Regions from separate parts of the Mus musculus genome. Here region 1 is linked to region 2. Evidence: chromatin loops called from intact Hi-C (ENCODE). Cell type or tissue: heart. All regions are shown on one strand.

Region 1 (5,000 bases), 1.3 Mb before region 2:
TACTGAATTATAAGTGTGTCTATTAGAAGAATGTGAACATTAATAAAAGTAAAATAATATCCATCATAAGTGTAAATCAATTCCACCAGTATAAAATCAATATTCATCTACCACAGAAACATTCTGTAATCCTTTACCTTTAATTGAGAAATAAGAGTATAAATTCTTTTCCTTTACTCCTGAAATAAGAACTATTAGTCTTACTCATCCGAGACAGCTTACTTTAGAAATCAGAAGCTAGGATCAAAAACTATTTATTAAAAGTAGTGAGTAATCATACATATATTTATATATTCAGCAATATGTCTAAATATATCTTTCTTAAAATAGCACTGCACATTAAAAAACCAAATTGGAAAGGAATACTGGTTGACTGCTAAGAAACCATGAAACAAGCTTGTCTCTGGCCTTAAGGAAAAGAAGTGTTTACAAAGTTTAACAAGGTATCTAAAATAGTAAATGAGCCTTTCTTACACGTAACAGGCATACTTTTACACAGGGAAACTAGGAATTAACTTTTCTAGGAGACAATACAATAGGAGTTTTGCCTTTCTAAGTCAAATGTAAGAAAAAGAGCCATTTTGCATACTATATTCAGCTTCTTGAGGCTTTTTGTTGGTTTCTTTGCTGGGTTGTTTTGGAGACATGGGCTTTCCATGTAGCCCAGGCTGGCCTTGAACTCAGGATCTTCTTACTTCTGCCTCCCACCCTTTAAAAACCATTTATGGTCTCCTTTAGGATAGTAAAGAGCAGAGCAGTCATACGCTTAGAGACAGAAGAAGGTCTCCAAATGGAAGGCACATCTTAACGCTAACAAAGCAAAGGATTAACAGTGTGATGTGTCAATAATCCTCCAGCTGGCTTAAAATTTCAAATCCACAGACAGTAGAATGCAAGGAATAGGAATTGTCTGAATTCCATTGACAATCTCTGTGGGAACTGCCAACAGAAAACCAGTTAGCTTTTCTGGGTTTCAGGTTTTCTTTCTTCTCCTGGAGATACAGCAAGATGTGTAAAGGCAAGGAGAGAAACAAATCAGACAAGAGTTGAGTTCCAGAAGTCAAGTCATCATTACAAAGAGAACAATAGTGACGGCATTGTTCCACCACAAACAGCACGGTGGCCACACCTGACATCAGGCCTCTCACTTTACAAGCAATGCTTATCTGCTCACCTCCTGCGCTTGCCTTACAGGGAGCTGTTTCATGCTCATGGGAAGATGTCATGCTTATCTTACACCAAGGTCTCCACGGAGAGGAAGACAACTAAGTTAGAGACTTATTTAGTACTGGCTCGATGAAGCAGAGCCAAGTGGATTAAGCAAGCAGTCTACGAAGTTCAACAACAGAACCAAGTTAAGAAGACAGAGTTCCGTATTCTTAGTCCGACATGGACTTGCTCCTCATTGACTGCTAGAGCTATACATGGCTATGCAGAATCTTTCACCTAGAACCCTGCAGACGAGTCAAGAGGGGAAAACGCAGGAACCGGATGACAGGCATTGCTTAATCTGATCTATGTCGAAAAATGCAACGTGACATGGCAGTAATGTTAAGAGCACGGTGAGAGCGCAGTTCTTGGCGAGCACTCTTCCCAGAGTTCCAGCTCAGTCACCACACACCGGGATGAACCGGCATCCAGCTCTAACTGTGTTAAGGTGAAAGTACTAGTATTTGTCACACAATTCATGCATTAAAAAAAATGCTGCTGAGGATCAAATGATAGCAGTCTGCAAAGAAACAAAAAGCAAATATAACTGATATAGATGAATACATGTCGTATGTATAGCTGTATAAATATAAAATATTTACATATTTTCCTCAGCAGATAAATTAGGATGAACATTAAACACTACAGCATTTTATTTTACTCCAAGTGTGGATAAGTACCTTACTCTATGCTCATGTAAAGAGAATACTAAACTGCTAGGACCCACCAATAAATGTCTTATAAAGGAGCTCTGAACGCCTTGGGGAAAATGATAAAAGGGACATTGGAACTAAGTGATGGTTAAGGCCATCAAGACACTAAGATTATGACTTCCAAAAGGAACGGCACAGACTGCCCCAGCTTGCAGAGGGGACGACAGGGCAAGTACACAGGAACCTTTACAGAGAATGGACGATTAATACCTTAGTGACATAAATGACTGAGAAAGATGTTTCCAGTCTGACACTAGGTGGTGCCCTCTGGCCCAGACAACCCGTTTTCTATTTCTTGGTAAGGAGGCAAAGAAAGAAAACAGAGCAGAAGAGAGAAGCACTTGGGGGTGAACAAAAAGAACGCCTGGATTTCTAAGTGAGTGGGGATGCCGTGGCCAACTGCAGACCCAGTCACAGGTAGACATGCATCAGCAACAGTGAGAGCTTCCTGGCTCTTAGAACAGACACCAGGGGTCAGAAGAAGGTGGTTCACACCGAGTCCACACAGGAAAACCACTGGCTGGTACTTCTGAAATGTTCCTGGGATGCCTGCCTAGATCCCTAATGCCATCTACCAAAGCGGGAGTAACCACTATCTTTTCCCTCATACAAGACTGATGGAAACAAGGAGGGCCACCCCAATAGCCACGGCTTCATGCCGGCTCCCTAGTAAGGACTTTCTGCCACTGCAGGTTGAAAATCCAGGTTTAAACCTGTTAAGTATATGATGCTCAGTGCACTGCCTCTGTGATGAATGAGTGTGTGCTATGATGTTAAATTTATACAAGTCCAAGTATCCAGCTCAGCCCAGGGGTGCTCACTACTTCAAAAGTTCAAGGTCTGTGTTAGTACCAGGGAAGAATAAATGCACTTCACTTCAGAAGTTCAAGGTCTGTGTTCACCAAAGGCTCTGCACAGCTTCATTGTCTTTCTTCATGCAAACAACATAAAGGCTTTCCTGAAGCTTGAAAAGATTTCAAAGAAACCGTAGTGAAACCTGGTCGCATCTATTTGCTTGCCCTAGTCAAGTCTAAGTGAACAAGCGGCTGAGAGATTGAAGACTTTGGTTTACTTAGGTATTGCCAATTTAGAAAGCAAACATTCCTGCAAGCAAGTGTTTAACTGACAACTAAACCAAATAGAAAATAAAGGGGGAAAAAAAAAACCAAACAAACAAGGCACACAGCTGGTGCCTGAGTTTTCAAAGATATGGAGACTGATGCAAAACTCTATGTCCAATTCTGAGAATTAGCAAGTCTATCAGGATCTATCCACCAGTCTTACAGACTTTTAGGACTCCTATAATTTCAATACCCATAGTGAATGGAGTCAACCTTATAACTTGAACGAGTATTTATATAAGCTGCAGGACCTTATTCCACTGCATTAGCTCAGAATAAGTTGGAAGAAATGTCATCAAGTTGCTGTCCAAGATCTTGGATCTACGATGCAAGAATTAAAATGCAATCACTATTATACCCAATGAAACGGCCAAGCCAAAACTTTCCCTTTTGCTTCCGGGCTTAATAGAACGCTTCAGTGTAAATACCAAAGCTGTTAAAAGTTCTTAATAAGATCCTTGAACACAGGGGATTGTAATATTTTAACAGTATGCTTCAGAGCTTATGGACAGTAGGGCTTAAAAGTGGTACGTATTTTCTTGTGTGACAAACTGTTTCTTCTGGCTTAAGTTTTAGTTTAGGAAAACTCCACATGTAACATTTTAAGGGGTGCCGCACATTTCTGTTTGAGAGAAAACTGCTGAACTTCACGGTCACGACCACACTGTCAGCTGAGTCTACGAAAAATGGATTCGGCGGGCAAGTTAACAGGTTTCCGAGACTCAACTTCGCATAAAACCATAGGGGGAAGAGTCACCTCGGCATTGACATCGCCTAGAAAGCCCTGCGTTTCCCATTTTTGACCTCCTTCGGATGTGGGAGATGCCTGTCACTGTTGAGGCCGGTCGCGAACTCTCGGGGACCGGGGACCGACGATCTCCCGGGCGCACCTGGCTCGGGGATGGCTGCGGGAACGTCGGGCCGCGCGCACTAGCCGCCGGGGTAGCTGTCACCGGCCGTGGGGACATGGGAGCCACCGGAGCCGCGGCCGCTCCGCGCGCAGAGGGAAGGCGCTGGCGTCCCCGCCACCACAGCCCGGTCGGCCCCTCGGTAGCCCGCCGCGGCCTAGTGCCGCCCGCCCGCCCGCTCGCTCGCTCGCCTCACCTGCGCGGCCGCGGCGCTTCTCCCGCCGCCGGTCGCTCTCGTAGAAGCCCAGCGTCTCGGTGTGTTGGGGCGCGGGCCCATGGCCGCCACCACCCGGCTGCTCCGCCTCGCCGCGGCCGGTCCGCTCGGGGCCGTCCGCGCCGCCACCGCCGCCTTCTCCCGGGGCGGCCGCGTCGCAGACGCCCGCCATGTTCCGAGAGCCACACACTGTCCCCGCCACCTCCCTCCAGCCGCCCGCCCGGCCTCCGCCTCCCGCCGGCCCCCTCGCCGCCTCGCCCCGCCCCTCGCCCGGGCAGCCGCCATCCGTAGCCCGCCGGCCGGCGCGCGCCATTGGCGTCAGCGGCGCGTGGGAGGCCGCGGTGGCCGCCGCCACGGCCGCCGCCATCTTCTTCCTGCCGTCGCCGTGGCGCGCGGCGGGCTCTGCGGACCGGGGCGCCGCGCCGGGCTCCATGCCGCCGGGTCGCGCGGTGGGGGACGGTGGGCGGCAGCGGGGCTCGGCGTGGTTGTCCGCGCGGCCGGAGCCCCTTGTGCCCGTGCGGTGGCCGGAGTGCGCCGGCGCGACCCGCCTGGCCTTGGCTGCACGGCGACTGGGGCCGGGCTCCAGCTCTGTGGCTCCCGCCGGCGCCGACCCGGTGGCTCTGCTGTCTTGGCTGCATCTCTCCTGCATATTTATGATCGTCTGTCACATTCCCTGTCCGTGGACAGTGTCCAAAGCCTAGCTCGGGGGAGCGTGCCAACAGGTGGGGGACTCGGCCCGACGGGCAAAGTGCTCGATGCGCCTAAAGCGCCGGGGACATTCTGGGTTGCCTTTCGGGAATAGGGTTATGTGACTGCGGGTGGCAGCCAAGGCGGC
Region 2 (5,000 bases):
GTAGAGTGGCCATTGGCCACTCAAAAAACCAAAAACTCACAAGGCTGGTTGGCATTATCTCCTACAGTTACACCCAGCTTCTTTCCCTGCTCTCCTGATTCTGCCTGTATCCACCTTTGCAACTCTAAGTGCTCCCTCCATCCTCAGTCATTGGTCACAACTCTAAGTGCACCACACCACACACCCCCCCTCCCCCGTCCTCAGTCATTGGTTGCCAGTGTCTTTATTGATGGATCAAGAACCAATTGAGGAACAGGACCTTAGCATCAGAACCAATACTTACATCAGGGGACCAGACCTAACTTTCTATTTCCCAGAATTAGGCAAGTCAGCTACTAGAACAACTGTAGGCTTATGTATGCACATCAACATAGGAAAGCCAAGTGGTTTTATGAGGATAGAAATAATAACAGCTAACAACTCTCATAGGGCAACCTGTTAGTTTAGCCAACAGTTTTGCATCTGTTGAGGCTGCAGATGGCCGTAAAAATAACTTTTATTCACCTGGTGGAACTGTTGTCTCAAAGACTTACTGCCTCTGCTAACCTAGGCCTAGTCCTGGAAGCTTCTAGCCTCCATACAGTCTTACCTAGGCCTTGAGTGTTTTTAGCCTCCGAGACTTGCTGCTGTATGGGGTCACCATTTCTAGCTCTTTCTAAGTTCTGTTGGCTGGTTCAACTCAGCTGTTCTGGCTCAAACTCATCTCTAGGCTGACTGATTCATTCAGGTTTCCTTCTCTCAGCCTCTCCCGAATTGTTCTGCTTTGCCTAATACTAACTCTAGGAATCTGTTCAATTCTTCTGGTTCCTTCTCATTCTCTGGCTCATTGTGTATTTACCTGTGTCTATCTAGCTTGTTCTCTCTTCAACCTGTGTAAAACTCTCCTGGTAAACTGCCTCTCTCCCCCCTCCCTCTCCCCCTCCCCTCTCCCTCTCCCCCCCTCCCTGCACTGCTCTCTTAAGTAGCTTCCCTTTTCCTCTTCTCATCCTATTCTGTCAAAATCTTTCTCTGATTCATTTATTTGTCTCAATTAGACATCACTTACAAACTAACTTTACCTTCATTATTTAGGATTAAAGGTGTGTCCAAAGGGCATGTCTGTATTCCAGCCAGAGGGATTAAAGGTGTGTGCTAAGGCTGAGCCACACAACAACTAGAAACACAGCCTCACTGTTCACAATGTGATCAAATATCCTGCAACAGATGACTGTTCTGAAGAAATCTCTACATGGTCCTTTCTTTTGTCACAACGTTGCAAGATAATGCCAGAATGAATGTGAACAGTTCTGATGGTATCCACCTCACACATACATAGACCCAGCACCTCCTCATCTGTGCTCAGAGCATGGTTGAGACAAGTTAGTTAAGTGTCAGACTCAAGAAACTGCTGCCATGGGCCCACTGCAGCCTGGGCCAATCCAGTGCTGAGATGCAGCCTTCCCAGCCCGAGCTCAGCCATCTGCTCAAGCCTCTGCGCTTATTTTTCAGTCAACAAGTGTTTCTCTATATTTGCTAGACAGAGTTCTGGATGTTGGGCATATAGATAACTAAAACCTGACTAACCCCGCAAAGTATTTCTTTAGGTTTTTTTTTCTAGAAAGGTCTTCCATTTAAATTTTCATTCCAAATGAGATCTCTTTAGAGAGGCCCTCCACATCAAAGAGCACTTAGCTGTCCACTCCCAAGCATTTTCCCTCAGTACTTATCTCTACAAATAATGCTGTATGTATTTATGAGGTTTTTCTTCCTATTTGGGGTATTTACTACTATGTCTAGATTATTAAACATGCCTATCTGGAAACTAGAAGGACTCAGTTAAGTTGAAGGGACACTAGTCCACTTGAGCATGGCTCTGGCAATCCTTGTTCGGCTCCTCCATTTCCTCTGCTTTACTAAGAACTGTTAGATTGTGTTCCTAAAGCTAGCCACCGAGGTTTGTTCACTTATTTGGCCACTTCCTGAGGCTGACTACCAAGGTGAAGATATCATCGTATTGAAGTCCAGCAATGAAAAGTCCCCGTTGGCTCACCTAATTAACTTGTCCAACTAAAATTGAACACATCATTCTAACACAGGGGTTCCCTTTATACCATTATAAATGTCCATTTTACTATGTGCCGCATCTGTCTCCTCTCTATCTAGAGGCAGTCTTTTATCCTCCAGTGACAAATACCACTCCCCATCCTTCTCTTCTCCTTCATCCTGTCTCCTGTCACTTATTCCCTACCCTCTGTCTAGGGCAAGGAAATCTTTCGGCGAAAACTTGGTCAGCTGATAATTTTTCTTTTTTTTTTAAGTGTTGTAAAATTAAACAACAACGACGACAACAAGGCTATTTGGCTTCTGAATTAGTGAACAGGCAAACATTAAAGCCGTTATGAAAACAGATGCAGTCACTTTCCCTCCGGTGTTATCATATACGATTAGAAAAGTGCCAGGAACACTGGTATCCTTCAGGATGTCACCTCACGCCAGAATTTAGAGGGAACTTGTGTTGTTCCAGCCAGAACAAGTGACTAGATTGGCATTTGGTACATCTCAAGCCCTTAATCACCCTAGAATGAACTGATGACTCATTTTTCTAAAGGAGCGCAGAAAAGACTCGGCTAAGGTCTTTAGGGACAGCCCAAGGGCTTGGCTGGAGGCAGGGAGGCCAGCGCCCTTGTTCGGTCTCTGCAAGTGACTGGTTTAAACCAGTCCCAGCATTTAGTATTTAGGTCAAAAAAGAGTAAACCCAGGTCGGCTATAAATTGGGCAGACCGCACAGAAACAAGGATGATGGTAAATCCTTTCTCCGGGCGAATAGGCGAACTGCCCGTCATGTGACCAGGCCTGCCACGTGATCAGGCTGCCCGCGCCTGCGCACACAGGCCCGGTGTCGTTTCCGCCCGCCGTTGCAGACATGGCGGCGTCCCTGGGAGGGATGTTCACTGGGCAGCCTCCAGGTCCCCCGCCGCCGCCGCCCGGGCTCCCAGGCCAGGCGTCGCTTCTGCAAGCAGCCCCTGGGGCCCCGAGACCATCTAACAGCACTTTGGTGGACGAGTTGGAGTCATCCTTCGAGGTAAGCCGAGATGTGGGCGTCTCTGTGCAGCCCTCACAGGCGTGCGGAAGGCGCGCAGGTTAACTCCTTTCTCGGTCCCGGCGTTTAGTAGAGGCGGGGCACCGGAGAATGGAAGTCGCCTGCCGTAGATTGGGTACTACCTGTGGCCGGTCGTCTCAGGTCTGCCCCCGCAACCGCGACATTTCTGGAGACCGTGGCCTTGAAGTTCGCCCAACTCCCATCCACCTCGGGGCTCGTTGGATCCCCTGCGGGTCTAGTAGGATCTGGTCTTCCCTGGAGCGGGCCCACTCGGCTGAGGTCCTCTGAGTTTCCAGGTCACATACTGGACGCTTTTCCTGTTTTTCTCTAGTGTTCTGTGTAGACCTTCCAATGGCCCCTGGCACCTGCCTACCTGTTAGCTTGTTTGGGTGCCATCCCTTGACTTCTCTGGCTTTCGCTTTCTATTCATTTGGTAAATGCTCTTTGTTGGCATAAGTTGAGTTCTCACTGTGGGAGGAAACCTTAGTAGAACGCTTGGGTCCATCCACTCTTGGATGCAGGGATGGAACTCAGGTGTGGTGGCAAACATCTTTACCGGATTAGCCATCGCACCAGTCCTAAAATACTGGGCTTTTAATAGAAGGGCACGCGTTGTTTTTAACCTCCGTAAGACTGACTGTCCATAAAGGTCCATGCTTTAAATGTTTTTCAAAGGATGGGGGGGGGGGGTGGGCTGGGAGGTGCAGCAGGAACTAAAGTTTCTGAAGTTAGTTTTTGTCTTTTTGTTTTGTTTTGTTTTGTTTTGAGACAAGTTCTCAGCGTAGCCCTGGCTGTTTTGGAACAAGCGCTGTAGACCAGGCTGACTTTGGACACACAACTGTCTCTGCCTCCCTAGTGCTGGGATTGAACAAGTGCAGCACCACTGCCTGGCTTGCAGTTAGGTTTGGTTTTTTTTTTTTTTTTAAGTCTGCATGGCCTACTGCCGTTGGTGAAGCCCCCCCCCCCCCCGCCCCCAAGCTTTGTGGGCCATAGGTTTTCTGAAATCTGCACATCATGCTCACGCCCCAAAAGTCCAACAAGACTTAACTTTTACCGTACACAGAATAGGCAGTCTGGTTGGTCGAGCTGTTACAGGAGTGGGAAATCCTTTGACTGTTTCCATCCATCAGATCTGGAGCTAGCCAGGAGGATTCATTGCTTCTGAGAGGAACTTTGGGTGTAGTTTTGACTTGTGTTCGGAACCTAAATTTGGTTCTGTGTCTTTGTGGTTTTTTTTTCGGTGCTTGCTCAAGGCTGTCGGGGTCTGTTCTCAGACTGTGTTCCTCTGTCAGCTGCTGTCATGCTTGTCTGTCTGAGGGCTGCTTGTGCCCCTGTGGCGCACTCACATGTACAGCTCGGTTGGCACCCTTTCAAAACTCCCTCTTTGGGATTTGGTTATCCGCATGACACCACTTATTATACAGACACCTGTTACTTATGAAATGCCAAATGGTATCCCAAGTACTTAGACTATAGTGCTGAATCACACAGGCAGAGCTGTTGGTAGAAATAACAGTGGCTGAAGAGTGGATAGTAACATCAGTTACTTTTCTGAAAAGCTTGCCAAGCTCCACTGTAGAGCATGAAAGAAAGAGTAGACAGATGACATCTTGACATAGTAATATATACAGTTCATGTAAGGGTCAGCCAGAGTGGCGTGGCCGTGGTGGGGTTGAAAGGTATTCCAGGTGTGGAATAAGACAGTGAGGAAGAGGCAGGTGGCAGGAATAAGACCGTGTGATGAGGCCAGCAGATACCAGTGTCTCAGGTGCCAGACCAGCTGGGATTGGCTTTACCTGGTGTCTACATTGGCCTGATATCTTCTCAAGTACAGGTGCAAAGTGTCCACTTATTATTGAGTGGCCTCAGGAGAAGCCCTTTCTTTTCCTAATAGCTGCTGTGTATATAACATTTTTATGTT

What was found. Hi-C counts contacts between places; a loop is a spot of excess contacts. Peaks named below come from ENCODE experiments on the same cell type or tissue, not always from the same donor. Only the 100,000 strongest peaks of a DNase experiment are listed, where the experiment ranks them.
Region 1: a loop joins it to region 2, with 3 times the contacts of the local background. A loop is called at or near these places in 3 of 42 quality-filtered maps.

What each region holds. Positions count from the first base shown.
Region 1 is chr5:44,222,267-44,227,266 of GRCm38, forward strand. Tapt1 (transmembrane anterior posterior transformation 1) reads right to left here and starts at 4,340. Exons shown (of 14, transcript NM_173764.3): 1 at 4,148-4,340. The coding sequence starts at 4,337. In heart, a CTCF peak has its summit at 2,189 (motif pointing right); a DNase peak (open chromatin) is centred at 4,435; H3K4me3 peaks cover 1,925 bases; H3K27ac peaks cover 1,870 bases.
Region 2 is chr5:45,517,424-45,522,423 of GRCm38, forward strand. It overlaps Med28 (mediator complex subunit 28), which reads left to right and starts at 2,806. Exons shown (of 4, transcript NM_025895.4): 1 at 2,806-3,061. The coding sequence starts at 2,903. In heart, no CTCF peak of the experiment used is centred here; a DNase peak (open chromatin) is centred at 2,848; H3K4me3 peaks cover 1,733 bases; H3K27ac peaks cover 1,257 bases.